2 separate regions of the Homo sapiens genome follow, and region 2 is linked to region 1. A link is a loop called in an ENCODE intact Hi-C map of the cell type or tissue named here. Cell type or tissue: heart right ventricle. All regions are shown on one strand. Links, peaks and the distances in the headings refer to the core of each region. The heading gives the core; the rest is flanking DNA.

Evidence for each region. Hi-C counts contacts between places; a loop is a spot of excess contacts. Peaks named below come from ENCODE experiments on the same cell type or tissue, not always from the same donor. Only the 100,000 strongest peaks of a DNase experiment are listed, where the experiment ranks them.
Region 2: it touches region 1 in a loop (4-fold over the local background); 4 of 110 quality-filtered maps call a loop at or near these places.

What each region holds. Positions count from the first base shown.
Region 1 is chr17:69,954,325-69,970,815 of GRCh38, reverse strand. It overlaps LINC01497 (long intergenic non-protein coding RNA 1497), which reads right to left and starts at 9,109. Exons shown (of 5, transcript NR_110875.1): 1 at 8,979-9,109; 2 at 6,264-6,434. In heart right ventricle, for the core only: no CTCF peak of the experiment used is centred there; DNase peaks (open chromatin) are centred at 9,110 and 9,899.
Region 2 is chr17:69,887,613-69,904,103 of GRCh38, reverse strand. LINC01483 (long intergenic non-protein coding RNA 1483) reads right to left here. Exons shown (of 5, transcript NR_109972.1): 5 at 1,104-1,362. Among named protein-coding and RNA genes, the nearest start is that of LINC01497, 66 kb to the left of the region's middle. In heart right ventricle, for the core only: no CTCF peak of the experiment used is centred there; no DNase peak of the experiment used is centred there.

The DNA of each region.
Region 1 (16,491 bases), core at 5,398-13,397:
ACAACAGAAAGTATTATCTTCTTTTTAGAGAGATAAGTTGGAGACTTTAAATAATGTCCTTAAGGTTACCGAGCTACCAAGTTCCAGGGCTGTGATAGACAACTAGCTGTTTTATTTCCTGACCCAAACCTCTTAAATATGTACCTTACATAGTTATAAACATAGTGTAAATACAATTTTATGTCTCATTTTTCCAACTCAATGTTGTATTATATTTTCCTGCACAATAACATAGCTCATTATTTTAGAAGGCAGGTTTTCTTTAATTTAGATATGCCCTTTCTTAACTATTCTCCTATTATGAGATATTGGATTACTTTCAAATTCTCATTTTCAAATTTTATAGTTTTCAAATTAACACTATAATTACTATCTTAACGCACCAAGCTTTTACATAATTTAGTTGTTTCTGTTTTCTTCCCCTAGAGGCTAAAAGTTTGGAAATTCTGAAGATTTTTTAAAATGTGTAACATCTAAATGGGACTTTTCCATTGTCTCAGTTTGGGCTACGATTTCAAAGCTCAAAAGTGTATGCAATAATTACTGTACCTTCTGAAGAGAGATGCCCGATCTTTTAAATGTGAGCTGCAAAAGGGCTTTCCCAAAACAGATTCAGCTGCTCTTAGTCCATCACCTGCCTTCCCTTATACAACAAAAGGTAAGCATTCATTAGGGGAATTGATCAATTATTTTTTTGGAACAGTTGTCAGCATTACTCAGCATTTCTCTTTCCTTCCTTCATACTTTCTTAACTAACCTCAGGCCAAGTGAGGGAATTTAGATCTTGATATGTGAGGGATTTGGAAAACAAAGAGGCCAGCTCTTGCCTGCAAAATTTAAAGACAGGAGATTGGCTGGAAATAGTCTTGATGGCTGAACACGGAGAAAAAGTGGAGCCAGTGTGGACCCTACAGAGGGTAGCGAGGCATAAATTACCTAGAAAGGATCCCAACATGTGGCTTACCTGCGAGGGCTAACAGACAACAGCACTAAGAGGCTATAGAAAGATTACCCAAGAAGCAGAGGTTCAGGTGGATGGCATTCATAGCCAGCTAGTTGGGGCACTGCCCAAGACAGTGAATAATATAGCAGATTGTTTTCACTGGCTTTTTTGAAGAACCTACAAAATATCTTCAGTAGGAAGACAGCATTTAGGTATCTGTCTGGCTCCAGATTACAACTGTGTTGATTGATAAATAACTTTTCCACCCTGGTTTCTCTTATCTACCCAACATCACCAAGACGGGGTCAAGAAATAACATCTTGAGTAAGGGAAGATGAAAGAATAAAGTGGGAAAATAATGAAGTATCTACTTTCCTTACTGTAATTTTCCAAGTCCCACATCAGGGGTCCAGGGGAGAAGCTTAAAAGAGGATGAGACAATAAAAGATTTTGTGGTTTGGTTTTGTTTTGTTTCTTAATTTTGACTAGGCTTTTGTACATCAGCTCTACTGGTAATCAGCTCTACTGATTAATTTATCAGAAGTTTTTGTCGGGGGGCAAGGATGGAAAATTCAACACAGAATTTAACAGGCTGTTGCAGAAGAAAAATACAATCATTTCACAATTTCATCCACTAAATTCAGCTTATTCAATCAACAAATACACACGTTTTCAAGTTGCATCCTAAAACAGTTTTACCAATTTATAACATCATCATCAGTGAAGGATAATCAGGCCGATGATACTCTTGCTAGCTTTAAACATTCTCTTTCTGTGTTTACCATAATTTAATATGTGAAATAACATCTTAACTTATGATACTTTCTTATTATTAGCATAATTAAACAGTTTCCATTAGCATATCTGCTATTTTTATTTGTTCATTTATACATTTACTATAACATCGACCAATAAATTATTGTTAATTATGCTAATTATTTTCTTATAAATTTGCATGAGGCATTAAGAGATGAACTCAATCCCCTATGTAATGTAACTATCACTGTAATATGTGGTTTGCATTTCAACAGAAAATAAGTTTTTACATTAGAAATTTTTTAATGTATTGAAATTTCAACTGTGAATTTTTTCTTTAATTTCAACTCTTAGGAAAGAAATGTCTATTTGTTTCTCTATTCTTTTGTCATGAGATTTCTAATGTTTAAATGTTTGATTTATTTTCCATCTAAAGTTTATTTGTATAAAGCTCAGAATCCGATCGGCATGAGTTGAGTATAACAAATTGGCTGGAAAAAGCCTGTTGTTTGTAGGATATTTCACTTTTCATCAATATTCATATTCTATTAATATTTTAAAGCCCAATTATTCTCACTCTCTAGCAAAGGCTGAAGTGACTTTTAACAATAGATATTCTTTCCAAAAAAGAAAAAAAATCCAAACAATTTCTCCCTTTGTAAGTATAAAACTGCCTAAGCTCAGCCTCTCTTTTTCTGCCACATCCAGCCTCTTCCTCCCACCCCCACCACCATTAGATTTTACACACCATCCATTGTCAGGGACGCAAACTCCTCTACAGTTTGTTAATGTCCAAGAAAGGCCATCACCTCTGAATCATTTTTTCCCCACACATAAATCCTTGAGCCAACAAAGAAAAGTGGTATTTTTCCATTTCCATAATTCCTGTTATTTTAAGTCTATCCCTTAACCAAAGTGGCTTTTTGTTTTTTTTTCCTTGATAACTCACAGGTTCAAATGTAAAAATTTATTATTACAAGGAACAATTATGAGGTTCAAAGCATACTGTGTGCATTCCATGCTCCTAGCTTCTGGTACTGATATACGGAATAAAATACTTGTGGTTGTCTACTTGCATGAAGTGGATGGGATCCAACCACTGGTGGTGAGAGGCTTAATGAATGTCTGCCTTCGTCAGACCCAACAGGGATCTAGCATCATGGGAGGTTGCCCAAGTGCCATACTGCAGGCATCTCAAAAACAAACTTTTGACCATTTAACTTATTCTTTCCAGTTACTCTTCAACGTCAACAATAACAACCACCAAAGAGGAAAAAATGGCTTTGCTTCTTTTCTTACTTTAAATATTGTTCTGGATTTTAAGATTTCAAGATATCTTCCCCAAAACATTGAATTAGACAAACCACTGACCTTTTTGAACACCTTTGGGTTTTGCTTCTTCAGGGCAGCATGTTCAGCACTTTTTTTTTTTTTTTTTTTTTTGAGACAAAGTCTCACTCTTGTTTCCCAGGCTGGAGTACAATGGCGCAATCTTGGCTCACTGCAACCTCCACCTCCCAGGTTCAAGCGATTCTTCTGCCTCAGCCTCTCCCAGGTAGCTGGGATTACAGGCGCCTGCCACCATGCCTGGCTAATTTTTGTATTTTTTAGTAGAGACAGGATTTCACCATGTTGGCCAGGCTGGTCTTGAACTCCTGACCTCAGGTCACCACCCGCCTGACCTCAGGTCACCGCCCGCCTCGGCTTCCCAAAGTGCTGAGATTACAGACATAAGCCACCGCGTCCAGCCATGTTCAGCATTTTGATAACTCCCTGCTCATAAAGTCTTCCTTATTTGATGAGATACTTCATTTACATAGTAAAACCAAACAAAAACAAAAACAAACCACAGCATTCTTAATAGTTACTATTTTCTTGCTGTCTCTGTTTTCTTTTGTTTTTAAATAAGACTAGACATAGTAGTTCCCTCTTCTGTGCTCCTATATAATGTTTATAACTGCATAATAGAACAAAAAAATGTGTTTTAGTTACTTGTGTGTATGTTTGCCTCTTCTGGAATACTGAGAGCTTTTTGAGGTTACAGATATATCCTGTGCTTTTTCTTTGCATAGCACATAACATAAAGTCCAATACATAATAGGTAGTCAATAATGAGCTTAAGTAAATGAATTGCCTCTGATTTGTGTATGATAGTTGGAATGCCTCAAGATTTTTAAATCGTCTGCACATTGATATCATACTATCAACAGATCTTTTGCTGTTAAATGTTCAGTAACTATCAATAATAGTTCATAATGCTCTAAGCAATACCGTCTAACAATATAGCTGAATTTGGCATACCCAGATACTTAGTTTTGTACTTTTTGGTGTGACAGAGACTGCACATATGCACTAAAATCCATTGCCATTTCCCACTGGGCACACACACACACACACACACACACACACACAAATACATTTTCTATCACACTTTGCAATTAAATATGGCCATATGACTTAATTGTGACCAACAGAATGTGGGCAGAAAAGATGTTAATCAATTTCAGGCCCATTTTATCACAATATCCCACAAGTGATCCTTGTTGTTTTTTTCCATTTGTCCCTGAAAAGGGAAGGATCCCAGAACCTATAATGCAGCCTTAGGATAGAGATCAGATTAAGGAAATAAGTATTCACAAATATTATTTCAGATAGCCTCATGGAGGCTGATAGATGAGGTTGGAACAATGAAGGTTCAGGTCATGTTGTTTCATGGCAAAACATATGGTAAAACCACTTCATACATTAAATAGAAAGGCACAACACACCTCATGAGCCTATAAGCCTGTAGTTTTTGGACGTGAGGACAAGAGATTGATATGAGAGTAACAGTGCCTATTTGCTACTATTGGCCTTTCTTAGCAATGTATTACAAGAAAGAGATGAGCACAGACAAAAACAGACTTATTTTGAAGCAGAAATTGAAATGGATATGTATCCAGAGATCAATAACTTTTAGAGTTAATAAACCTGAGTGCTTCTGCATCCTAATTAAGATAAATTGAAAAAGGCTCTGAATGACAACAATCAAATAAAATTATTGTTAAAAAACAGACAATTTAATATAAGGATTAGACTAAGGAAACAGTATTCAAAAATATTATTTCAGATAGCTTCAGGGAGGTTGGGAGTGGCTTAGAATGGTGTATATGAGGAAGCAAAAAATAAATCAGTCATGAGAATTATCACATTGAGAAAACTTCAAATGTAGTTATTGGCACATGTAATTGACTAGAAACAAGACAATTTCAATGTCTGTTAGTTTGGGGAAAATTGTTTCCCTAAGGATTCTATGAGCATGGACTGAAAGTATTGACTTCTTAAGCTTTAAGATTAGTGCTGGGTCCCCCAGCTTTTATCAGCACCAAACATAATCTCCAATCCCACTTCCTGAAGGTCATGGGAAAGATAGACAAAGAAGAATCTCTCAGAGGCTGGAATCAGTAACCATGGAGAACAGTGAAGAAAGGAGATTCTAGGGAGCATAATTTAGGAATAAACGAAAGATTTTTTCCCAGCCAAATAATAGGACCCTTAATATGTGCCTAACATGATTTCAAAATTGCTATGGTTCAGTAACAGCTGCATGCCTCTCATTTTTTCCTTTACCAAACAGGTGTCTAAAATGTTTTCCCGTATCTATGTATCTTCCCTGCATGGTATATGTATGCATGTGTGTGTTTGTTTGCATGTGTGTGTGTGTGTGTGTGTGTGTGTATAAATATATATCATTTGTAGGCTCAAAGAAGCCACTTCAATTCTGGTCTAGAGAGATGAGCATCACTCAAGGATGCTGGACTTTAAGTTTTCTGCAATGACTTGTTGGGACCTTTAGTTTTCCACCTTCAGAAAGGACACCCGTGTGTTCCATGTGTGGCAGGAAAAATGGAATAGATGTTTGGTGAACAAATGGACAGAATTGGCACAGACTGACTAGCTCTTCATCAAATGTATTTTCTTCATGTCCCAAGCACATAGATAGACTATATTTCCTAACTTCCACTGTACTTAGGTATAGCCACATAACTGAGTATTGTCAATGAAAATATAGGTAGAAATAATTTTCACTGCCTCCAAGCCTGGTGCATAAAACCACACACACAAAAGCCTCTCTCTGTTTCTTCATGTATTAACCGGACAGGGAAGGCTTTCAAGCTCAGTAGGAAGGCAGATGCAGAAGATGAAAGGAGCCTAAGTCCCTGAATAGTCACTTAGAGGATTGCTCTACCAGAAACTCCCAATGTTAATAAGAGATAAACTTATTATTTAGTTAAGTCATTGATATTTGTAGCTTTTCTCTTACACTCCATGTTAAGCAGAATGATGACACACCCTCAAAGATGTCCACTTCCTTATCTTTGGAACTTGTGAATATATTAAGTTATATGGCTGAATGGGGGAAATTAAGGTTGTAATGGAATTTAGGTTGCTTGACAGCTGATATTAGAAGAGAGGGGTTATCCTGGGTTATCCACGTAGGCTCGATGTAATTACACGGCCCTTAAAAATGGAAGAAGGAGCAGCAGAGGAGATCACAGTGATGCCATATCAGGACTCAACTCACTGTTGCTGGCTCCGAAGATGGAAGATTGGGGATAAAAGCCAAGGAATGCAGGTAGCCTCTAGGATCTGGAAAAGACAAGGAAATGGATTCTTCCTTAGAGTCTCCAGAAGGGAAGGTAGCCCAGCCAACACCTTGATTTTGGTCCAATGAAAAACACTTCAGACATCTAACCTAAGAGCAAGAAGATAATAAATTTGTATTATTTAAGCCTCTAAGTTTGTGGTAATTTGCTACAGCAGCAATAGAAAACTAATACACAGCCATTAACATTACATTTATAAGTTTAAATTAAATGGCATTGTATAAATCCCTCATGCATCTCCTCCTTTCAGCCTATCAAAACATACTCTCAGATTGTTAGTTCATACTCTGTATAAATGCCTAAATAAGATAAAATTAATACCTCCCAAAGAGATTTGAACTTCAAGGGGAAATCAAGTATTACAGTTAATGCATAAATCTCTACCAGATGGAAATTCAGTCTGGCCTAGAGACTAGGAGAATTATTATTACAGCTAAATGGCAACATATAGTTCTCTTACTTTACCTTCCAATGTTTCAGAACCATGCTTTCTCTGATTTTAGATTACCATTTGTTAAAGAGTAAGGAAGATGGCTGGGCGCAGTGGCTCACGCTTGTAATCCCAGCACTTCTGGAGGCCGAGGCGGGTGGATCACCTGAGGTTGGGAGTTTGAGACGAGCCTGACCAACATGGAGAAACCCCGTCTCTACTAAAAAAAAAAAAAAAAAAAAAAAATTAGCTAGGAGTGGTGGCACTTGCCTGTAATCCCGGCTACTCAGGAGGGTGAGGCAGGAGAATCACCTGAACCTTCAACCCAGGAGGCAGAGGTTGCAGTGAGCTGAGATGAGCCATTGCACTCCAGCCTGGGCAACAAGAGCGAGACTCCGTCCAAAAAAAACACACCAAAAAACAGAATAAGGAAGCTACTAAAACTGGGGAATTGAGCTCTAGGATATCTAAGCTACAACAGAGATGGTTTATCTGAAAACAAAAATTACTTAACCACTCTAGCTTGTTTTCCTTTCTCCAAGATGAAAGGCATTAGAGTTATACTAACTGGCCTGGTAGATCTCTGTCTGTTCTAAGCTGCTGTAAAGCAGATGAGTCTATATTTCTCTAATGGCTCCCACGCAAATTAGTTTATTAGCAAATATAAATTTTTACATGTTTGACTTTTTCCCACTCTAATTGTTCTTATGACTGATATCCAACTAAGAAGAAATGTGACAATAGTGGGTAGTGACAGAATGACCATTTAGGTATTAAAATTCTTTCTTCACTTAATTGTCAACTGGTTAGGAGAAGTGGGATAACTTTCTCTTCTGACGGAGGGAAAAAATGACCAAGGTATTGTAAAGAAAGTTTAATCAGCAGACATCAGACTTGGTTGGAATCATACACATGGTAGTAACAGTCAAGCAAAGATGGAGGAAAGATAATAGACAGCATCTGGGAAATGGTACTGAAAAAGAAGTGGGACACAAAATCTCCATTAGCAGAGAGACAACAGTAGTCTTTTTGTGTGGTTTACTGTTATAAAATTCTGAATAGGAATTCTGTTTCACAGCTGTTAAAAGAGAATTGAAATACAACTGTGTCCAATAATTGAAAAGCAGCTGTTCATTCGCCATGTCTAAAAACAATTGTATAGGAGAAATTGGCTTGGCAGTACAGCAAAAAAAAAAAAAAAAAAAGTGTAATTATTTTTAATTGCCAAAGTGGGGAAGCAATCTGACAGTGGAATAGGACATTGTATGACATCATGAAATCTGCTTTTCTGAGAGTTGAAAAATGGTTAACATTTTCTCTGCCTGATGTGCTATCCGAAGGCAGGAAGGAGTCCCAGTTCATCCCTTATAGGCCCTTAGAGAGAGCATTGTGATGCCAGTTTCCTTTTTTTGTCTATTTTTCCTCCATATATGTACACATATTGTGCACATAACTGATATGTTTTCTTAAGACTTCCCTTTACAGTAACTATTTCCCACTCTGCTGCAGACTAACAAAAACAGAAAACTAAAGGGAAATCAGTGTGAGTCCTGAAAGTTGTGTCCTGCAGTAGGGATTCTGCATAAAACACAAAGAGAGGACACAAAATACGCCACTTTTCAAGTCACATTTACAAAAGGCTTCTCTTTTATCATAATTCACTCGCCAAAAATATAATTGGACAGTCCTTTAGCATTCTGCAGTATTTCTCAGCACCAGCAAAGAGACAGTAAGGAATTTTTCACCAAGAGCCATGAGTAAAGAGAGCTTGTAGCCTTCTACAAGGATCTGGTTGCTCTGAATGGTCAAGTAATCGTGGGAAGTTTATTGTCAATGCCCGGGTAGCAACTCTTTCAACTATGTGATGATCCGCTTTTTTGCTTGCTTTCTATTAAAAAACTGTATTTGATTCTGTGCAAATTCATAAACCAAACACAAAATTCAGGGGTTAAAGAAAACAGTTCTGTAAACAGATGAGACAGACATGCTAATACATTGGAAACATGCTATTTAAATTCAGACTAGTTAAACAGGATGCCCTTTTGTCACTGACCAAATTGTTAAATTGGTGCCTTGGCAAGAGCCTTTTGTACTCTGAAGATTCCCGGGATCCAAACCTCTGTGGTATTAAAACAAACAGAGTAAATATTTTCCTTGAAGTTTACATCCAAGATCTAAATATTTCCAAGCATGTCAAACTCACTTTTCTCCACCGCTCCCTGCAGGGTCCGTGTAGACTTCGGCTGCCAAAGAACCCAGTTGAACTTGCCTTGGGAGGGGCTCCATCCCTGAAGACAAGCAAAGCTCAGAGCCAGAAGCAGGGTGTCTTGCAGCTGTGCTGCTCTGCTTGGCAGAAGGAACTCACGCAGCAGCAGGTGTGCTATCTGCTGACTTCAACACACAGAGACGGGGAAGGCTCTGTCCTTGCTGCTTGCTCCCTAAGCTTGAATATCTGCCATTCCCTTTTACCTATTTGCAGAGAAGTGCCAAGAACCTACCCCGGAAAACCTGCATTTCTCTTCATTAGCTTTAAGTGTGCAAGTCAGCTTTCTAGCTACATAACTTCTAGCTACATAACTTAAGCTAGTTGCAACTGCAAAATAAAGTGATTCCTCTGCAGAATCTAGCAGAGAATATTAACAAACTCTGTTTCTTCTCTCTCTCCCTTGTTTCATATTGTTTTCCATCCAACATGCAGCTGAAGTTCTCTTAGAAAGAGACTACAAAGAACCACAATTGAGTACCACATCAGTATTTTTTTTGGACCTTGTATCTTGGGGACTTACTCTGAAAGTGTCCCAGCATAATCGCGAAGACAATGCTCTGCTCTTTCTTTTTTTTTTTTTTTGGTAGTTACTGACAGTAAATTTTCAAACTGCCATCTCAAATTCAGTGTAATTGAACTCAACCAGAAATAATGAATATAACTGTGGGTATCAATACCTTTGCCTTTAAACTCAGTGAGGTACTTCAAAGTACCTCATCCCACCTCTAAGAAATGCACTTACATTTACCTGGAGTTACCTAATATAAATGAGCCCAGTGCTGCACTGGCCAGGCCTTCCTTCACTGAAGAACTTGTTGCTCTTCAGCTGTTGGCAGATGGCCATAAGCTGGCTGCCCTTCCAAGGATTGCCTCTGTTACAGAGAGCAGCCTTGCCCAAGGACACATCCCTTTGCAGGGAGCCCACATCCAAAAACTGATCAAGGAGGGAGTGTAAGGGCCTGTTCATTGCAAATCAACCTGAGAAAATGCTGAAGGGTCATTCTAGCTCTAGAAATCTCTATGAGATTCCCTGAAGCTGTGATGGGTCTCCGTGGAAGCTCAACTTCTTTCTCTGCCCTGTCTGCTTCCTTCCCCTAACTCGAGAGGTGTTGAATCCAAGGATGCACCTTAATTAACATAACGAGCTCTTAATTTCATCTCAGATTCGGCTTCCCAGGAACCCTAATCTTTGCCACATAGGCTCCTACAAAGCCCATTTTGGGGGGAGTCATGTCTGCATTTGATGCAGGCATCCAACCAGTCAAGTATTTGATTAAATAGGTACAATGTATAAATTTATATCCATAGGAAAATGAGGAAGGAATATTTACTTCTATCTTGGTAGAATATATAGTCAAGTTAGAGAGTTAGCATAAATATATGAAAACGTAACTCATTATATAACAAATGATAAGTATCCAATGGTTACATGGCATTGGGACTTATCAGAAGGGAAGATTGGTTTTAGGACAAACTAGTTGCTGGTTCTTTCAGGAGCAGTAAGTTTATTGTAACCCATTATTATCTGCAGGCTGTTCTTCTATGAAAGTCATCCCATCAGGACATACAAGAGTCTTCACCCTAGAAATGAGATTGATTCTGAGTAGCCTTCCTGCTGCTCTGTACCTCATGGTGAAACTGTCAGACAATTCACAATGGCAGTAGGTAAAAAACATACTTCCATAAATACTTTTTCCATGAGATCTGCTATCGTTGACCCTCTTCTTCCTGGGTTGCTTAGGTTCCCAGGGACTCTCCACTTTCCCCCTTCAAACTCCAAAGCATTGACCCATAATGAAGGTGCCTTGCCCCTCTTCTGGCTGAGCTGGTTTGCAGGGTTGGCCCTGCCAATCCAAATCCCCAAAGCTGGGTCTTGCTCTCACCTGTCTTGACTTTGCCTTTCTTGACATCTTCATTGTTTCCATTTCTACTTCTAAGTTCTCATCTCCATTTTGCCCCTTCTAGATTCTATCAACCTGCTGTGATCTCCCATCTCCTATGTAGAACTAACAGAATTTGCTCTGCCTTTTTACAAAATCACAGTCCAACATGGAGGCCTTGGGCAAATCATTTAATCTCATTCATCTTCAGTAGTCTCATTTACAAAATGAGGATACTAATTCCTACCTCCTGTAGATGAGAATGATAATGATTAATGAACTGACTTGAAAGCAGGAGTCTCCTGGGAAGAAGTAAAAACAAAACATAAACATAAAATCCTTGCCAAAACCATTACCTAGATTTACTGTATACCAAGCACTGTGTAAAGTGTTATATCATAATATATAACCCTCCAGTAGAAATTCCAAGGAACTGTGACAAAAAGTTGTGTCACTTGGGAATTAAAATGTGATTTATCTTTGGTTACTCTGACTCTATTCCAGGTGTAATCTGAAACAACACCCTGCCCATTCTTGCACAAGATCTCTTTCCTTTCTTTTTCATTCTCAATCCTACCCCATTCTAAGTTAAGCCTTAGCAATTTATAACCCGTCTAAAATGCTGCCTAATTGATTTTCATGACTCTGATTGAATGTATCTGCATAATTCCCTTGCCCCCTCAGGCTTGGAGCCAGGTGGAGAATAGTTTCAGGAGGGCAGTGTCCTATCTGCTAGGATGGGGCTCTTGTTATCCATAGTAGAAATAATAGCAACAAGACCTGAAGTAGTATCCTGGAGCAAGGCCACCATCAAAACTGTGATACAAAACAAGATTGCTAATCTGAGGAGGACATAAAGCATAAAACATGGGCCAATACTAAATCAAAACAGAGCATAAATAAGGACAACCAATGAACAAGCTATATCTAAACACATATGAAAAGGTTAAGTGGGAACTGTTTTTAAAGTGGAGAATATATGACTTTTTAAACACTTGCAAAAGCCACACAACCATCATTACAACCTAATTTCAGAACATTTTTAATCACCTCAAGAAAAAAAACATATCCATGAGCAGTCACTCCCTAGTTCCCCCTCGCTCCAGCTTCTGGCTATCCCTACTCTACCTTCTCTCTCTGTACATTTGCCTATTCTGGACAATGTGCTTCGACTTCTAGTTGGCATTGTTCTGCCGGATGTATTGAAAGAAATTGAAATGTGGTGCATTCTTTCCTGTACACCTCCATCGATAATTCGCGTCATATCTTACTCCAATTTTGCTATCCCTTTCATCAAGATTTTAACACTCTCTTCTCTTCCCTTCCTCTCCCCTTATACAACTGTTTCCGTTGCTCTTTGGTTTGAGGTTAAGATGCTTCAGCCTAAATTCCATCCAACAATTTTGCGCCCCCCTACTTCCACATGTGCCCTTTAATAGGAATCCCAAGTTTACATATTATTTACGACTAGATCTAATGCCACCTCCTCCACCATGTTTCCCTAGATCAATCCAAGAAGTTAGCTCTTTTTCTTTTATGATCTCCATCTCCTAGAGGACTCTGCACCATTCCTTGCTGGGTACAAATATGCACTCCTCTGCTGTAATTATTCCTCCCCCTTGACTGTAAGTTCCTTGATTAATGGTACCATGTTTCTTTCTCACCCACAGTGCTGACACATTGTGAACAATAGTAAGTGCTTGCTGAATAAATATACAAATAAAAAGGAAATCGCATGAAATACCCAATGTAACCCCCACTTAGATAAGTGTTACATAGAATTCTGGAATTAAAGACCAAGATAATACCGATTACCATATAACAAATACAGTGATTTGTCTAGATACTTCTAAACTTTGGATACAATAAAATGCGTTAGCGAGCATTATAAATTGTTGGAATACACTTAAAGGCACCTAAATTAATGGGAAACTTGTAACTTAAAAATAATATAATCATTAATTTTAAAGTGAATGAAGACCATTTGCCCAGTGACTTCAGATTGTTATTCTACTGAGATTTAGATTTTGATAAAAATTTGTAATGAAGAATCTGTATTCAATAGTTTCTCCCTTCTTTTCAAGCTATCTTCTTCAACCCCTCCATTCTATTTCCCTTATGTGAAAATGATAATAAATTGCCATAATAATTCTTCCCATATACACACAAATCCACTTATAACCTTCATTTTTCTCAACACAATTTGTCAGCCTGTCTTCCCAGCCAGTGTGTTTTGAAAGTGTGAAGTTCACCCAAACAGGTTTCTTTCTTTTGACACACATCTTAAAATGTCATTGATTAATTTATTGTGCAAACATTTAATGGAAATCCTGTCTTGTGTGAAGCACAGTGTTATAAAAAATTAATATGCTGAGGCCTCTGTCTTTATGGTTCACATGGTTTTGTAGTGGATCAAGATGCCTAAACATAAGTTAAAGAGAGATGCATGCAGAAAAGAGGTTTAGGTAAAGTGTCTGTGAGTTCAGAAAGTGTTTGGATGGTGAAACAATTGAGCTGTAATAAAACTGTCTTTTGACATGCTTGCTTTTATCTGATAGACACTATGAATCTGATCGATTTTCCTTTTTGGTCTGCCTGCTAGGAATCTCAGAACCATTTTTTGTGGTCCACCTTTAACTATAGTATAATTTGACCTACGGTATAAATTTCATGCATCAATGGAACCCCTTACTTTTTCTTATTTTGCCACTTTAATTTTTTCTTTGTCTACTTTTTGGTTTTTATTTATTTTTACTTTTATGTCTCTCTTCAAGCTACATAAAATACGTGTGTGTGTATGTGTGTGTGTGTGTGTGTATATATATATATATATATATATATATATTTTTTTTTTTTTTTTTGGAGATGGAGTCTCGCTCTGTCGCCCAAGCTGGAGTGTAGTGGCGTGATCTCGGCTCACTGCAGCCTCCGCCTCCCGGGTTCAAACAATTCTCCTGCCTCAGCCTCCCAAGTAGCTGGGACTACAGGCGTGCACTGCCACACCTGGCTAATAAATACATGTATGTATATTTTTAATGAGGTGAGACATAAGTACTGACTAAAAATAATTCTGAAAAAGGCATACTAAAGAGAGCTATAGAATTGCTTGATTGCTTGACCCTCTTCACTCTGAGTGTGTGTGTGTGTATATATTTGCACCTGAGACTGGGCAATTTACAAAAGAAAGTGTACAAAAGAGAGTTTAATGGACTCACAGTCCCACATGGCTGGGGAGGCCTCATAATCACAGTGGAAAGTGAAAGGCATGTCTCACACAGCGGCAGACAAGAGAAGAGAACTTGTGCAGGAAAACTCCCCTTTATAAAACCATCAGATCTCATAAGACTTATTCGCTATCACAAGACTAGCAAGGGAAAGACCTACCTCCGTGATTCAATTACCTCCCACCGGGTGCCTCCCACAACACATGGGAATTGTGGGAGCTACAATTCAAGATGAGATTTGGGTGGGGACACAGCCAAACCATATCATTAATTTTGTATAAATTTAAGGGGTACAAAAGCAGTTTTGTTACATGTATAGATTCCATAGTGGTGAAGACTGGACTTTTAGTGTAACCACCACCTGAATAATATACATTGTATACATTAAGTAATTCCTCATTCATCACCCCCATCCCATGCCCCCACCCTTCCAAGTCTCCATTGTCTATTATTACACACTCCATGTACATGTGTACCCATTATTTAGACCCCACTTACAAGTGAGAATGTGCACCTCCACATATGGCTTTTTTTTTTTTTTTTTTTTTTTGGTGGGATGACATCTCACTATGTTGCCTAGTTTGGTCTTGAACTTGTGAGCTCAATTGATCCTCCTGCCTTAGCCTCCCAAACTGCTAGGATTACAGGCATGAGCCTTCATGCCCAGCCCCACATTTTCTTTATCTACAGTTTTATTCTATTGTGATGGTTAATATTGAGTGTCAATTTGATTAGATTGAAGGATGCAAATTATTGTTACTGAGTGTGTCTGTGAGGGTGTTGCCAAAGGAGACTAACATTTGAGTCAGTGGAATGGGAGAGGCAGACCCATCCTCAATCTGGGTGGGCACCATCTAATCAGCTCCAGCATGGCTAGAATACAAGCAGGCAGAGGAACCTGAAAGGACTAGACTGGCTGAGTCTTCTGGCCTCCATCTTCCTCGCATGCTAGATGCTTTCTGCCCTTAAATGTCAGACTCCAAGTTCTTCAGCATTTGGGCTCTCAGACTTACACCAGTGATCTGTCAGGGGCTCTCAGGTCTTCAGCCACAGACTGAAGTCTGCACTATTGGCTTTCCTACTGATGAGGTTTTGGGACTTGCACTGGCTTCCTGGCTCCTTAGCTTGCAGCCGGCCTATTGTGAGACTTCACCTTGTGATCGTGTGAGTCAATTCTCCTAATAAACTCCCTTTCATATATTCATCTATCCTACTAGTTCTGCCCCTTTAGAGAATCCTGACTAATACAGCTATCTGTTATCTGTTGACAGAAACTTAGGCTGATTCCATACCTTTGCTATTGTGAATAGTGCTTTGATAAACATACAAGTGCAGGTATCTTTTTCCTTTGGGTAGATACCTGGTAGTGGGATTGCTCGATCTAATGGTAGTTATATTTTTAATTCTTTGAGAAATCTCCATACTGTTTTCCATAGAAGCTGTACTAATTTACATTCATTAAAATGATCATACTGCCCAAAGCAATCCACAGATTCAATGCAATTTCTATAGAAATACCAACATCATTTTTTTACAGAATTAGAAAAAACAATCCCAAAATTGATATAAAAACATAAAAGAGCCTGAACGAGCAATTATTTTTTTCTGTCATCATATCTTTCAGCTGAAAACTGCAAAGGTTATTAATTAGAGAGGAAACACTTTTATATACTTATTCATGGTGTACTGATTCAGATAGCCTAATTTGAATTGTTTGGTGTAATCATAAAGACATATTTGAATGAAAAGCAAAATAACCAATTCTAGGACATGAAAACACTAAATATGCTATCTATGCTCACTTTTTCTAGCACTCAAATACTAATCTGTATAAAGTTAAATTAATCAACAAAAGGTAACCTATGTAAAAGGAAAAGGTAATATATATAGATGTAATTTACATTAATGTCTCTTGAGTGAATCATTGAGTAAACAATGTTTTCTGAGTCGACGTTACTATTTAGAGTACACTGGCTAGATATTTTGCATACATTATTCAATATAATGCCCAGATCAATCTTAAAGGCATATATTATTATTCTCATCTTAGAGAGAATAAACTGGGTTATAACGAAATTTATAATAGTAATAGAAGCCCTGTTCTCAATGTTTTGCATGAGTTAATTCTTTAATCCTCTCACAAAACCAATGTGGTCAGATCTATTTATTTTTATTCTCATTTTATAAATGAAGAAATAAGGAACAGGGATATTACATAAATCACCCCAGGCTATACAGTTAGTCATGGAGCTGGGTTCAAACCCCAGCAGTCTGACTCCAGAGTGTTTACCCTGAACTAAGTAATTTCCCCAAACTGATTTTACTAAACAAATGGTAGACATTCAT
Region 2 (16,491 bases), core at 5,739-13,738, 67 kb after region 1:
GGTTGAGAACAAACTCAAGGACCTGGGAGACCACGTAAGGAGGCTATTGCCGTAATCCAGGTCAGCTACCATGGAGGCTGGAGCTTAGGTGTTAGTGTTACAGAGTCCAAGGACTTGCTGCCCGGTGCACTAGAAACCAAAAATATGACATTGGGTTTTTGAGAAAAGAAAAGCTTTTCATTGAGCTTTTCAAGGAGACAGGAGTTTAGCTCAAATCTGTCTCCTCATGCTGGTTTTACGGCAGTCATTTTATTACAAAAGGTTTACAAAGTGGATTCTGGGATTCATCTATGATGGGTAGAAGCAAAGGGGAGGTCTGGAAAGTCTTCTAGCACATGCACTTCTCCATGCTACCCCATAGATTGTATGTGTAAATTTGAGGGTGGAATTAGTATAAAACCTGCAGTGGAAATTTGGGTTGTGATGTCAACAAGCTGGTTCTGTGTGCAGACTCTAGCTGGCCAAATTGGTTTTAGCCAATTTTAGTCAGTTTTGACATCTTGCAAGCAGAAGGAGTTTCAGCCTTTCGGCAAGTTGTTTTTCTTTTCCTTCTCTGCCATCCTGCAAACTCAAGAATATTTGCTAGTCATTTTTTTAACTCTTTGGGGCACGGTTTCATTAGTGATCGAAATGAGAATTGTTCAGATTCCGGATGCTTACTGCATACAGAGACAGCAGGTTGTGCTGACAGATTGGTCATAGGTGTAATAACAAGAGAAGAATCAAGGAGCACACTAAAGGTTTTTCTCTGAGCAAGTGGAAGTATGGAGTTGCCATTTCCTGAGATAAGCCAAGACCAGTGCAGCTCCTGACGCACACCATGGACCAATAAATGTGAGATAAGTAAATCTCAGTTTTAAAGGATGAAAAATCGGAAGCTCATAGAGGTTAGTCTATTTGCTTGAAGTCATACCAAGACTAGGTGGCAGAGCTCGGAGGAAAAAAACAGGCCAAAGGTCCGTGTTTCTCCATGCAGCCATCTAAGATGTTCCCAAAGAAGTGAACCGGGGCCGGAGGGGGAGACCAATGGGCGGTCTGGTTTCCATTCTCAGCATATCATCGTTTCCCTTGCCCAACCTGGTTGAGGATCGGTCCAAGGGTCACAAACCAGCAACCTGTTAGCCTAATAAGAACTGCTGACATGTTTTGTTTGACTCGCACGGCTTTAAAAAAAACAATTCATGTTTGAATGCCCTTAAACTGGGCTTGTATTTTCCACTTCAGCCACAACACACACCGCTCCCTCTGGCTTAGAGCGGCGTCCTTCGGGATCCTGCCGGGTCCCTGAAGACATTTGATTTTTCAATCGGTGATTCAGACCAACAATCCAGTGGGAATTTAGCTGTGAGGCAATGCAGTGTGCTAGAAAAAAAAAAAAAATCATAATATCAGACAGCTATAGATTCACACCCAGCCTTATCATTTACCATGTGCGTGACCTTGAACAAGCTTTTCCTCTCCTTCCCCATCTGTAAAGTGGAGAGAACAGTATCCACTTTGCACTATTGTTGGGAGACCTGAATGAGAAAAGCTATATAATGTACACAGCATAGGAAACACTAAATGTATGGCCATTATTATAAAGCAGGGATCAGTAGGCTTTTTCTGTAAAGAGCCAGATATTTTAGGCTTTGTGGGACGCGTGATCCCTATCAGGACTCCTCAGCTCTGCCTTTGTATTATGAAAGCTGCCATGGAAAATACACAAATGAATAAGCATGGAAAAGAAAATCCCAGTGCAATTATATTTACAAACACAGGTGTGGGGGGTGGGGGAGGATTGGGGCATCATTTACTAATCCTTGTTATAAAGTGCAATGGTCTAAATGTTTGCATTCCCCCAAATTCATACGCTGAAATCCTAAAGCCCAGGGTGATGGAATTAGGAGGCCAATTTTAGAAAGGTGATTAGGTCAAGGGGGCAGAGCCCTCAGGAATAGGATAAAAGAGACCCCCAAAAGACCCTCACCTCTTCTGCCATGTGAGGGTACAATGAGAAGAGAGTCATTGTATTAGTTCATTTTCACACTGCTATAAAGAACTGCCCAAGACTGGGTTTTTTAATAAAGAAAATTGACTGACAGTTCTACATGGCTGAGGAGACCTCAGGAAACTTACAATCATGGCAGAAGGTGAAGAGGAAGCAAGAACCTTCTTCACATGATGGCAGGAAAGAGAAGAGTGAGTAAGAGCAGGGAAAACTGCCTTATAAAACCATCAGCTATTGTGAGAACTCACTCACTATCATGAGAACCACATGGGGAGAACTGCCCTCATGATCCCATCACCTCCCACCAGGTCCCTCCCTCGACACCTGGAGATTGCAATTCAAGATGAGATTTGGGTGAGGACACAAAGCCTAACCATATCAGTCATGTATGAGCAAGTAGGCCCTCACTAGATATTGAGTCTGCTCGTGCCTTGATCTGGACTTCCCAGCCTCCAAATCTACGAGAAATAAATTTCTGTTGTGTATAAGCCTCTTTGTTGTGATATGTTTGCTGTAACAGCCCAAACGGACTAAGACATAGAGGATTTTTATACCCCTCCTTATTCTGCTCTGTCACTTCCCCTCAATACCTCCCCACACCCCAAAGGAGCCCTTTAGTTATGGGGCAAAGACTTTTATACGCTTTTGATATAAGCTGTAAGGTGACATTACAATGATACTAGCTGCCATTTTCAAGTGTGCCCACCAGAAATGAGAAAGAAGGAAAAATCTTCAGTGGTCTTATTTCTTCCATGAAATAAACCAAAATTGATTTTCCTAGGGAGTGAGGCATCTCCAGCAAGGCCAGCCTTTCTTGGGTCAGATGTCTGCAATTACAAATTGAAGTGCTCTTCCCTGGACTTCCAGAATCTTAGGGACTCAAAGGCTTCCACGGGAAAACTGCTTCTCCCCAGCAGATTCAAGGACTCAAAAGAGATGGAGCAAGGTCTCCTGAGTGAAGCCTGCCCAGCGGCTCTGTCCCAACATCTGAAGGAACAGGAAGCTTCTACACCCTTGGCATTGAAGAGCCTCTGAGCAGCGATATAGCCACATTTCCCATCCTTTGACCTAATCAGGGCTTTGATTTGCAGGCCGTGAGGGAGAGGCTGCTGTGTTGTTCCCACTGGGCTATTTTTGGGACCTGGCATCAGAGGGAAGGACAGAGTTAGCAATCGGTACTCCTGGGCAGTGCTGAGCAGGACCTCTGCGTAAGCCCCGTAGTAAACTTAGGTCATTTCCTCTTACAAATCTCCAGAGTTAAACAGCACCAGAAACTCTGAACGAGGGTCAGATATGGAGGAAGCCGAAGGCTTCATTTTTATCAAGAAATCTTTTTTTTTCTCTCTACTTGCTTTCATCTCAAATTATCAGAAATAAAATTTGTAAAATAAAAGAACTTGCGGCCGGGCGTGGTGGCTCACCCCTGTAATCCCAGCACTTTGGGAGGCCGAAGCGGGCACACTATCTGAGGTCGGGAGTTCAAGACCAGCCTAACCAACATGGAAACCCCGTCTCTATCAAAAATACAAAAAAATTAGCTGGGCGTGGTAGTGAATGCCTATAATCCCAGCTAGTTGGGACCCTGAGGCAGGAGAATTGCTTGAACCCCGGAGGTGGAGGTTGCAGTGAGCCGAGATCATGCCATTGCACTCCAGCCTGGGCAACAAGAGCAAAACTCTATCTCAAAATAAATAAATTAATAAATAAGTAAAATAAAAGAACTTTCATGTTTTGGGAGAGCATAGAATGGAGACCAAATTAATACACAAAAGGACGAAACCTTGGGTTGGCAGGGAGGCAACAAAACCACTGAAACACTCATTGAGTTTCACTAACTCTTTCATTTTTTACCCAGGTATTAGCAGTTTGTTTCTAATCTAGGAAAAATAGGCTAAACTCGGCAAAAGGTGGTTCTACCTTCCTTCCACACTATGGGCAACAGTCCTAATGATGAGGGAGGTTACTAAGAAAGGAGACATCCTGAGTTGTCCTATGATACCCCTCAGAAGAGTCATCAGAGACACCACAGACTGCCCGTCATCAGGGCTGCCTTCATCAGTGTACATGCTGGACAGTCACACAGGAAGGATCTGGAAATCAGAAGGGCTCCGTGCTTGGTTTCCTGCTCTGCCATCACATCTTGAAACCCTTTATTATGTTTGACCTGTCTTCTCTTGCCCTTCCTTTCTTTTTTTTTTTTTTTTTTTTTTTTAAGACAGTCTCACTGTGTCACCCAGGCTGGAGTGTGGTAGTGTGATCTCGGCTCACTGCAACCTCGGCCTCCTGGATTCAAGCCATTCTTGTGCCACAGCCTCCCAAGTAGCTGGGATCACAGGCGTATGCCACCACACCCAGCTAATTTTTGTAATTTTAGTAGAGATGGGGTTTCACCACATTGGCCAGGCTGGTCTTGAACTCCTGGCCTCAAGCGATCTGACAGCCTCAGCTCCCAAAGTGCTGGGATTACAGGTGTGAGCCACCATGCCTGGCCTGTCTTCTCTTGTTCTTCTAAAACAGTGTTTCTCAACCCTTTTTTCCCCCATTTTCACTCTTCCAACAAGGCTTCTTAGGCATTTTTTTAACTAATCAATCCTCCCATGAAATTGTAATATAAGTACACAGTATTTCTGTTTATATATTTTATGTTTATGTTTCATACATTAAAAGAATAAGATTTTTTTGTTTCCCAATAAACAAATTTTTTTCCCTATTGGGAATGATATTGCACCCAGTGAGAATGCAAATTCAAGATCTAGGTAACACAACTCAACCACAAGCATCTATGCAGGAACACGAGTGAAAGTAATAATAATAATAATAATTAATATTAATAGATATATGTTATTGAGTCAGGCACCATTCTAAGTGCTTTACATTTATTAACTCATGTAATACTATTTTAAAATTTTATTCTAATACCCATTCTGCAAATGAGAAAACTGAGGCACAGAGAATTTAATAACTTGCCCAAGGCCAGTCACATAGCAAATGACAGAGCTGGAATTTGAACATGTGTTTCCTGGCTCTGGAACCCCATGAGAAGTGCAGGTTCAATTATTGAGCACACACCAAAAGGTGTACATTTCTCAGTATGCAGTATGCCGTTGGTAGACAGAGACCTTTTGAATAAAGACACGGTGACAGCTCATTGGCACGTGCTGGTAAATCTTCAACTGCACTAAAGCCTCTGCAGAAGAAGCAAAAGCTCTCCATGGGCCTAATGATGCACAATGTTCATGGTGATTTCTAATACTCGAAAAATGCTAAGTTTTCCTCGAGACGGGAGGTATGGATTTACAGCAAAATATTTCCAGATTGTCTCCTGGGACATGAGTTGGCCAATTCTTCTTTGCTTTCATTCTCAAAGAAATGCTGCAGGGCTTGAATTGGAAGAATCTTGAGTTTGGGGTTTTAACAACTTGTATGAACCTGGCAAAGTCACTTTTGGGAGCTTCAGTTTTCTCTGTAAAATAGGTGAATTAAATAATCTCCAACATTCCTTTAGGCTCTGAAGGAGACTTCGGTTAAACATACACAAAAGCAACAAAAACACAAGCAAAATAATTGTCATTACATAATTCTAGCAAATGTTTACTATGGGACTTGTAACCATAAATGGCAGAGTGAAGCAGTTGACACAAATGAATAAACAATTAGACAAAATCAGAGAGGGGAATAATAGAAACTCAGGGAGCATGTCTAACCAAAGGGGGTTGTCAATAGCCCACTCCTGCGGGCTGATGTCAGGTGAGAATATGGCCCCAGTGTCTACTCTGATTCTTTTTTTTTTTTTTCAAATGAAAGTGAAAGGCCGGACTCGGTGGCTCACGCCTGTAATCCCATTACTTTGGGAGGCTGAGGCAGGCAGATCACGAGGTCAGGAGTTTGAGACCAGCCCGCCCAACATGATGAAACCCTGTCTCTACTAAAAATACAAAAAATTAGCCAGGCGTGGTGGTGGGCACCTGTAGTCCCGGCTACTCAGGAGGCTGAGGCAGGAGAATCGTTTAAACCCATGAGGCAGAGGTTGCAGTGAGCCAAGATTGTGCCACTGCACTCCAGCCTGGACGACAGAGCTAGACTTTGTCTCAAAAACAAAAAAAGAAAAGAAAAAGAAAAAAGAAACTGAAAAACTAAATTCTGTGCACTTTGCTAATTTGTATATGTAGTCAACTGTGGTGGGCAGACCCAACAGAAGCTCCCATGATTCCTGATACGTTGTGTGACCCCCTTCCTTGGCTGTAGGATGAACTTGTGACTTGCTTCTAGCCAAGAGAATATGACCTAGAGGGAAAGTCTTTTTCTGGATGTAATTAAGATTCCAAGCCAGTTGATTCAGAGTTAATCAAAAAGCAAAGAATGATGGTGGATGAGCCAGACTCAATCAGGTGAGTGCCCTTAAAGGAGAAACTTGTCCCTCCCCGAAGTGAGATGAAGTAAGCAGCCATGGCAGAAAAGCCCACAGGACAAGCAACTGTGCCTCTAGGGCCCTTGAGCAGCTTCCGGCTAGCAAAATGTTAGAATCTTCAATCATACAACTGATAGCTGCACAAAGTGAATTTCATCCACAACCTGATTGAGGTTAGAAGTGGCTTCTTCTGGCCGGGCGCGGTGGCTCATGTCTATAAACCCAGCACTTTGGGAGGCCGAGTTGGGAGGATCACAAGGTCAAGAGATCGAGACCATCCTGGCCAACGTGGTGAAACCCTGTCTCTACTAAAAATACAAAAAATTAGCTGGGCGTGGTGGCACGCATCTGTAGTCCCAGCTACTCAGGAGGCTGAGGCAGGAGAATTTCGTGAACCCAGGAGGCAGAGGTTGCAGTGAGCCAAGATCACACCACTACATTCCAGCCTGGGCGACAGAGTGAGACTCTGTCTCAAAAAATAAAAAAAAGAAAAAAAGAAGTGGCTTCTTTCCCCTGGCGCCTCCAGATGAAAATGCAGCCTGGCCAGCCTCTTGGGTTGCAGCCTGGTAAGACCCTGAGCAGACTCGGCTAAGCCGTGCCTGGACTCTTGAGCCGTGGAAATGATGAGATAATAAATGTATATTGTTTTAAGCTGCTGAGTATGTGGTAATTGGCTACACAACAGTAGAAAACTAATACAGCAGCTTATTCAAATTTCCAAAAACTCTCTGTAGGCCCAACAAACCTGAAAAAGAGATGTGGTCCACGGGTAGCCATTGTGTGCTATGATTGCAAAGTGTCCCTAAAATGTTACGCATTGCATACAGTATTAGTCATTCAGAGATGAAAGGCAGAGTAGTGAGACAGAGAGAGAGATTTCACAATTCAAAACATTGTGATAACTGCAGGACCCTGGACTGTGGGAAGATGGACCTCAGGGAGAAACAGCTATTGGAACCTAATTGCAAACTGCATGAAAGCAGGAGCTGGCATTTTCCCATCTGATCTGGGTGCCTTTTAGAAGAACTGCCTTATCTCCAGTTTCTGTTTCTTGCCTCATCCTTATTATTTTCTTTTTCCCCATGGCTCTATCTGCACTTTGCTTTAAAATTTACTCATCAGTGATTCCCAGTTTTGTTTTTTGTTTGTTTGTTTTCTAGACAGAGCCTTGCTCTGTCGCCCAGGCTGGAGTGCAGTGGTACAATCTCAGCTCACTGCAGCTTCTGCCTCCCTGGTTCAAGGGATTCTCCCACCTCAGCCTTCCAAGTAGCTAGGACTACAGGCGTGTGCCACCACGCCTGGCTAATTTTTGTATTTTTAGTAGAGACAGGGTTTTGCCATGTTGGCCAGGCTGCTCTTGAACTCCTAACCTCAAGTGATCCATCCACCTCGGCCTCCCAAAGTGCTGGGATTATAGGTGTGAGCCACCGCACCCACTCTGGTTCTCAGTTTTCTTAAAACAGACAAAGGTATTGCCTTTGAGCCCAATGGTAAGAAAATTAGGCTTATCCCTTACCTTGTTAACTCAAGAGTATTTACACAGTCTTTCAATTTTGTTATCAACTATCCAATGTTAGAATTTTCCTAGTTCAAAGATTACAACAGGATGGGGAGAGAAGAGGTGAGGTTTGGGCAAGTAACACGTTCTTGGTGAGAGGCCATGTTCCCTAAACTTTCAGATGGCCAGCACTGATTGCATTATGACATCTGGAAAATTGGGACCAAACTTCAACAGTGTGGCTTGGAACCAGGCATGTAGATTTTCTGAGCCCTGGTAACTTTAGGCCTAATTACCCCTTGTCTGATCTCAAAAACAAAAAGCAAACTAACTGGACTCCATGTTTCTACTGATCCCTCCACAAGTACCTTCTCAGCACATCAGCTGAAGTGCTCTTCTTCAAATATAATTCAGATCATACGTATCCAGTGGTGCTCTATCATGTTCAGATTAAAATCCCAACTCCTTCCCGTGGCCTAGGTGCACTGGGCCACTACCTACTTTCTATCCTCTCCTAACACTCTCCCCTCCATCTCTCAGCTCCTGCTGTACTGCCTTTCTGCTCATGTAACATGCCACAGTCCTTCCCACCTTGAGGACTTTCGCACATAGTGTCACATCTGCCTGGGACTCCTTCCCCAGAGAGTTGATGGCCTGTTTCCTCTTTTCATTCAGGTCTTTGCTCAAGTGTCAATTCCTCAGAAAAGTCTTCCCTGACGCCTAATCCAATACCCTTTCTCAAGCCTTCTTCTCTCCACTGGCCTGTTGTGCTTTGTTTTTCCTCAGCACTTATCACAACCTGAAATCACATCATACATTCTTTTTTCCCTTTTTATTTGTTGTCTATCTCCCCTACTAGAAGATAAGCAGGAATTTCTTTTTGTCGTATTCACCAGTATCTTACCAGTACCTTGATAAGTGTCCAACATATAGTGGATGCTCAATAAGTACTTATAGAATTAACAAACGTGAGAGATAAGGAGACTGTATCAGTTAGTCATCAGGGTCTCTCTGTAGCTTCAAGTATACTGGTCCCGTCACCACATTCTAGAAACAAATATCAGCCTTGATAATGAGCCAGTATGCACTGATATGAGCATCTCAGTATAGTAAATATTTCTCAGTATGTAAATATTTCTATACCACTTGGTAAACTAGCTGCTACCCTGAATCCCCTTACCATATCTTCTGCAGCCTCTTGAACTCACCACAATCCCACAATTAAACTGTTAACCTTTGGGCAGAGCAGAGGGCCCCTTGTTTTCTGCTCCAGATTAAGGTCGATGTCCATTCCAGTTGTTCCATACCTGAGATGCATTGGTTGTTAAGTATTTTAGCTATGATTCCTGATGGTAGCTGTGCTATTGAAAGAAGATGACACATGGAGGGGCACCCAGTCACCAAACAAAGAAAGGGAGGATTGAAAAGAAATAAAAGGAAAGGAAAAAGCTTCCTGAAGCCAAGAGCAGCTATCTTTCAATGTGGTGGAATAAAACTTGCACCGTCACTCTGTTTGGGGAACAATAAATGGGAAATCTGGAAAATAAATACAAAGTACACACTTGTTTTTTGCACTACCAATACCACATGAAGAGCAGAGTAATTATGTATTCGAATATCATTGCTGGGAAAAACTCTGTGTGACCCAAAGTTCAATACTCAAACACATTGGTTCCAGGCAGGATTGCTTTTCATGGTAGTATACCCTTTCTCTTCTACTGCCTTGCTTCCAAAGGAAATTAGATACTGCTCCTATTTACCAGAATGGGAACTAATAAGGGCGTCTTCTTGATTATAGAGCTACAAGATCAGCACTTTCCCTCTTGCTCATAAGAAACCACATAAAGTAAAACAACAGAAACCTGTAAGCATGTCCCCAGCTAATCACCCTGACCCAGCAGCAACTTTCTAGAGGAAGGAAAGTGACCAGAGTGAAACAAGTTGATATCAGCACCATCTTCATTTTTTTCATGCTGCGTCTCCCGGTCTGGATAGATCCAGATGGACTCACATGGCGTCCCAGCCCCTACAATTGCTTTACCAACTTCTCCAGGGTGGTGAAGGAGGAGATTAAAAACAATTCAGTGTTCTCACCCCCCAAATCTCGTGGTCCAGAGACTAAATCTAGACTCCTACATTGTGTTCCAACTCCCCACTCCCTACCTAAGTCTCCTTTATTCACCAAACTTCTATCCAGGAGGTCAAACGGATGACCTGAGTCTCTTTGGAAGTTCTTTCCTCTCTCCAACTCACAGCATCCCTTACATTTTTTTCTATTTTAGGGCATGGTACTGAGCTTTTGCCTTGGGTCAGTGCTAAGCAAACCAACATCCATATTTATCCTTGTGAGTGAAGGCCCTATTCCAACCCCTGGATTTCATAGCTGGCATCCTATTATGTGACCTGGATTTGTCAATCCCCCTAAATGGGATAAAATCCTTAAAGTCAGAGTTCCCACAACACCACCTACAACACACCTAGACTGCCCACCACATGTGCTCTGTCATCCAGAGTGGACTTTCTGGTGTGACTCGCTGGATCTTAATTTGGCTTTTTTGTCCTTTGGAACCTGGACTTGGGACTGCCCAGCTGCCATTACCAGGATCAATCTCCCCAGCAATCTCTTAGCCCTGTCTCACCTGCCTTTTCTCAATAAATAGGTCCCAACGTGATTCTAACTTTATGAGCTCCCCAGCAGCCCCTTGCCTCTAACATCCCAACATATTTCATCTTCCAGCCCCTTTATTCTGGACCATGAAGCACTCCATCTACTTGAGTTGATAAAACACACCTTGAGGATTTTTACCAGTTGGGAGAGCCCAAAAATTACTCATAATTTTATTACTTACAACCTCATCCCTGAAAACAAAAAGGGAAGATGTGCTCTCCACACTATTAACAGACGGGCTAAGTGTCATTGTGTAGCCCAAGCAAAAGTTGTTTACCTCTTAGTGCCTCAGATTTAAGTTTTTATTTGTTTCATCTTGTTACGATAAAATGTGACTGGAGCATTCTGCTTTCACATATATTTATTTAAGAGGATTTTACTCCATTATGTAAAATAAAACAAAAAAGATCAGTTGGGGGGAAATGTAACATAAGTCCATCATTTAGTAAACTTTTCCAATTATATCTATTTGACTCTGACTTTCTGCCCAGATACGAATGGAAAGGTTTTTTGTTTGTTTGTTTTGTTTTTTGTTTTTCCATTTAAAAAGCAACTATTGGCCAGGCGCGGTGGCTTACGCCTGTAATCCCAGCACTTTGGGAGGCCAAGGCAGACAGATCACCTGAGGTCAGGAGTTCAAGACCAGCCCGGCCAACATGGTGAAACCTCGTCTCTACTAAAAATACAAAAAATTAGCCGGGCGTGGTGGCGGGTGCCTGTAATCCCAGCTACTCGGGAGGCTGAGACAGGAGAATCGCTTGAACCCAGGAAGCAGAGGTTGCAGTGAGTCGAGATTGCACCACTGCACTCCAGCCTGGGCAACAGAGAGCGAAACTCCATCTCAAAAAAAAAAAAAAAAAAAAGCAACTATCTTCCACTGAAAATAGTGCAAACCAAAAATGTATCTTTTTTTTGTTTTGTCTAGCCATATTTGCTGTCTTTATCTCACAATGACCTTTCCCCAGCATATTTTTCTGTTTCTCTTTAATTAATGCCCAGTTTCTAAAAATAAAATGGCTAGTGGATCTTTGGATAATATTATTATTTCATTGGTACATACAATCAGGAAACGTATTTCTGTTTATACTCTTAAATCAGTTGAGAGTTGTAGATGAAGCCACATTCTGTCAGCACATTTTTTTTCCCAAAACCTGGAAAATGTAACAAAATCCAAAACAGCTGTAGGAAGTAGAGTATACACTCCATTTGCACTCAGCAGGAGAACTAACAGGAGGTAACGGGATAGTTTCCACATGAAAAAGTTACAAAGAATTTAACCTGTAATGAAAACTCTGATAATCTCTAGGAATGAAAGGTGCTTGGATGATGGGTTAGGGGTTTTTCATAAGTTCAAAGATCTGGTTTTCCCTATAAATGCTATGCAGGAATCGGAGACGTCCATGTGGTCATTGTTAACGTCTGATGGCCAACAAAAGTTCAGGCTTCATCATTAAGCCATTAAACTGTGACTGTGTGTGCATTTTAAGACTATGGATTACCTGCCCAAGCCTGTGTTTTCGAAAAGCATAGAAAGCAGAATCTCATCAGCTTATCACCATCTGCTCCAAGATAGAGACTCCGGTGCGTGGGTGTCAGTTTAAAAGTAGTTTCCTCTAAGATTCATTATGTGAAGCTCCTATAGCCTAGAGCTTCTCAAACGTTGGTATGCACATGAAGAATCTCTGGACCTTGTTAAATGCAGATTCTGATTCAGCTGGCCTGGGTGGGATTGGACCTGAGATGCTACATTTCTATCAAGCTTTCAGGTGGTCTTATGCTGCTAATCCGTGGGCCACCATTGGGGTAGCAGGAGCGCAGAGGATTTCTGCCACAACACCACTATCACATCTGTGGTAGGCAGTCTCTGAAATGACTCCCAGTGATCCCACCTTCCTGATATTCAAGCCGACATGAAATCCCCTTCACTTGAGTGTAGGCTGGACCTATTAATAATGACTCACTTCTACTGAACTGAATGCGGCAAAAGCAATGGTATGTTTCTTCTGAGGTCAGGTAATAAAAAGACTGTAACTTCAGTGTAGGTGTCACTCTCTCTCTCTCGAACCCCTGCTCTCGATAAAGCAAGCAACTGTCTACGTTGTGAGTGGCCCCTGGAGGGTCCCATATGTCTCCAGCCAATAGCTAGTAAGGACCTGGGCCATATGAGCAAGTTGGGAAGTGGATCATCCACTAGTCAAGCTTTGAGATGAATACAACCTCTTCTAACACCTTGTTTGCAAGCTCAAGAGAAATCCTGAGCCAGAGGTACCCAGTAAGGCCATGCCCAAATATCTGATACAGAGAAACAGAGAATAAACATTTATTGTTTTAAGCATCTAAATATTGGAACAATCAGTTATGCAGCAATAGATACTAATACAGCATCACTCATAAAACGCTCTTTACAAAAGTTAAATTTTTAAAAATCGGTACTTAGAGAATATTTTATTAGCCATGACTAAGGGCCAAACATTTTGGATGCTCAAAATCCACACTTTTGTCACCCTGCTTCTGAGGGTATCCATGCACCACTGAGGCTGGACTCATCTTTCCTGATCGCTTTGAAATTGGGATTGAGATTTATAGACTCTCTTTACTTTGGGATTCAAATCAGTTTAGTTAGAGCTAACTCAGAGAACAATTAGTTCAGGATCCTTTTATAATGTGAAATCCTGATCTTTTGAGGATAGCTTAAACCAGAACGCAGTGTGGGATATGTGAGATATGGCCCTCTAGTCTACCAACTTAGCAGAAACTCGTTGATTTTCTAGAGCTTTCTGAGGCAAGAGCAAAGTAATTCCACTGTAAGAAAGACAACGCGTATGTACAAAAGAGGCAGGGCAGAAGAGTTAAAAATAAACCAAAGATAGCTGTTCGCCGCCTTATTGACTTGCTTTTGATTCCTGTTCTTGGACACAGAGGTTCCCACCCCTTTGTCTTAATCTGCACTTGAACTGACCTAGGTTCCTCATGAGGACTCAGTTTCAGAGAACTGAAATTCTCTGGCTCTTAATTTCAGCTTGTGATATCTGCACTTACTTTTTTCTATATTTACCTTACTTTCGTGCAATCAGATTTTTTAGAAGGGAGGAGAGATCAAAGAAGAAAGATGTATTTGGAAACTTAAGGCAAAATTGTGATATGTTTTGATGGCTTGAAAGGATATACTATATGTATATCTGATTTCAAAATATGCCCACATAACTCTTTTCCTTTCCGTGTCCATGGATATGACAGCAGCTTACTTAATTATTACCACATCTGGACTATGCTGCACTCATTAGTCTCCAGTCTCTTGATTTTCTGAATCACAGTGTCACTCTTCTGCACCCCAAAACTTGGACAGTGCTGCAGGATCCATAGGTTAAGCTCACCGTTCACATCTCCCTAGATGTCCCATTCAATATACCTTTCCAACATTATCATCCATTGCTCTTGTCCTTGGACCGTTCAATCCCGCAAATCCTTTTCTATACCATTGTTCATGCCATTCCCCCTTCATATTCCATCTCTCTTTTCTTCCCACATAAAAAAAATTATCCTCAAATCATCCAGATCTAGACCAAATTCTGCCCACTCCAGGCCACAATGGTATCTCCCTTCTCTGAAGAAGGTGTGTTTAGTTTGTATGGCACTTGCTTAGAATCTTTCTTTGCCCCTTCCTTCCACTGTTGTAGGCAACTGTCATTTCCCTCTTGCATCACTACATCCTCAGGTGCTCATGTATTATTATAATGCACTGTCATTCAAGTGTTCACAGATTCCTTTCACAAAGAAATTGTTAGTTCCAAGATTAAAGGGACGCTGTGTTTACGTTATTTACTTATTGATTAAACATCTAATTTCTCACATTTTAGAAACTCACTTAATTGATGCTCAATCAATATTTGGAGGGGGGAATCTAATTTATTTTTCCAAATTTTTTTCTTATTAACTTATTTTAATTTTAGTTTTAATTTAAATATGTATTTATTTAGCTTATTTTTCCAAATGTCTTGAGCCTACCCAGAAACTTCTTTCTTGTACTAGGTAGTACAAAAAACACAGTAACTAAATCAGTGACTAAACAAGACCATGAAGCGGCTAAATTATGTATATTTTAAAAAATCTGACCACACTCAAGGTGACTTTTTTCTGTCTACATGCTTAATTAGCCTATCTCATCAGACTCTGTATTTACCGGTGTGTGGGCACACCTACTTCCATGGATTTCAACCTGCCTTATCTACAGATAACAGTCAAGTTTAAGGAGAACGAAATATCTCACATTCTGAATATACTGCTTTAAAGCTTAGATTCACAGATTGTTAAAACTAGAAATAATCATCAGGACTTGTTTTCCCGTATCCTGATTTTATTGAGGACTGGAATGGCTGTGGCACTTGCAAATACTCATAGGGATATGCACAGTAGGGCATGAGCTCCTGATTCCCAGCCCTGGCGCTCACAGCCTCTCTGTGCTACTCCTGGTCCTCCAAACGCCAAGATACACCATTTAATCTTTTTTTTTTTTTTTTAATTGAGATGGAGTCTCACTCTGTCACCCAGGCTGGAATGCAGTGATGAGATCTTGGCTCACTACAACCTACGCCTCCCGGAGTCAAGCGATTCTCCTGCCTCAGCCTCCCGAGTTGCTGGGACTACGGGCATGCATCACCACACCCGGCTAATTTTTGTAATTTTAGTAGAGACAGGGTTTCACCATATTCGCCAGGCTGGTGTCAAACTCCTGACCTTGTGATCCACCCGCCTCGGCTTCCCAAAGTGCTGGGATTACAGGCGTGAGCCACCGTGCCCGGCCACAATTTGAATCTTTAATAAGCCTTTATGTGAGGATATTATTGATAGAAGCTGAGAAAACTGATGTTAAAGGTAAGTCCTGGGAGGATTTACTAACTGGCGTCAAAGGCTAGGATGGCAATGTGTATTAAAATAAGTCTTTGAAAAACAAACAAAAAAAGGCCTTGAAAGGCAACCAGAATGAAAGGGCACCCACTTAAAATATGAATTATTAGTGTCCACCCTACTCACGCCACACAACTGCTACACATGTGTATACACGCACACTCACAGATGCTGATTTTGGCACTGTGTGGCCTTAAGTATTGATTGATCAAATTGAGCTAGGAAAAAAAAGTCTACAGTCCTGAATTTTTGATTTGTCAATCAAGGAAAGGGAATTATGTCATTATTCAACAGTGAAGATTATGTTCAACTCATTTATGTACATAGACAACTCATTTATATTGACTTATTTTAATACACATTGCTGTCTTTTCCTTAGACGCCAGTTAGTAAATCTTCCCATGCTATATGACAGCCAGTCCTGGAGAAGAAGAAAATCACCTATCCCAGGAAAAGTGGGTAGGCACTGAGAAAGAAGAAAAATCAACACACAAGATGAAGGCCATGGACCTTTGAAAGGCTGTTGCCCAAATTGAGAAGGAAATCCTATTTTTGCTTGCTAATTTCAGGGAGAAAAAAAATAAGGCAGTGTAACTATACATAAGGTGAGTGGGTTTTTGTTGTCGTTGTTGTTTTTGGACATAGAATCTCACTCTGTTGCCCAGCATGGACTGCTGTGGCACAATCTGCATTCATTGCAACCTCTGCCTCCTGGGCCCAAGCGATTCTCCTGCCTCGGCCTCTCAAGTAGCTGGGAATACAGGTGCATGCCACCATGCCCGGTTATTTTTATTTTTATTTTTTTGTATTTTTAGTAGAGAGTGTTTCACCACATTGGCCAGGTTGGTCTCAAACTCCTGGCCCCAAGTGATCCACCTGCTTTGGCCTCCCGAAGTGCTGGGATTACAAGTGTGAGCCACCCCACCTGGCCGAGGTAAGTGCAATTTTAAAATCCATGTCACAAAGGATTTTCTGGGATCAGTTTGCCCTGCTTGTATGCTTAATGTTTGATATAGAGCTAA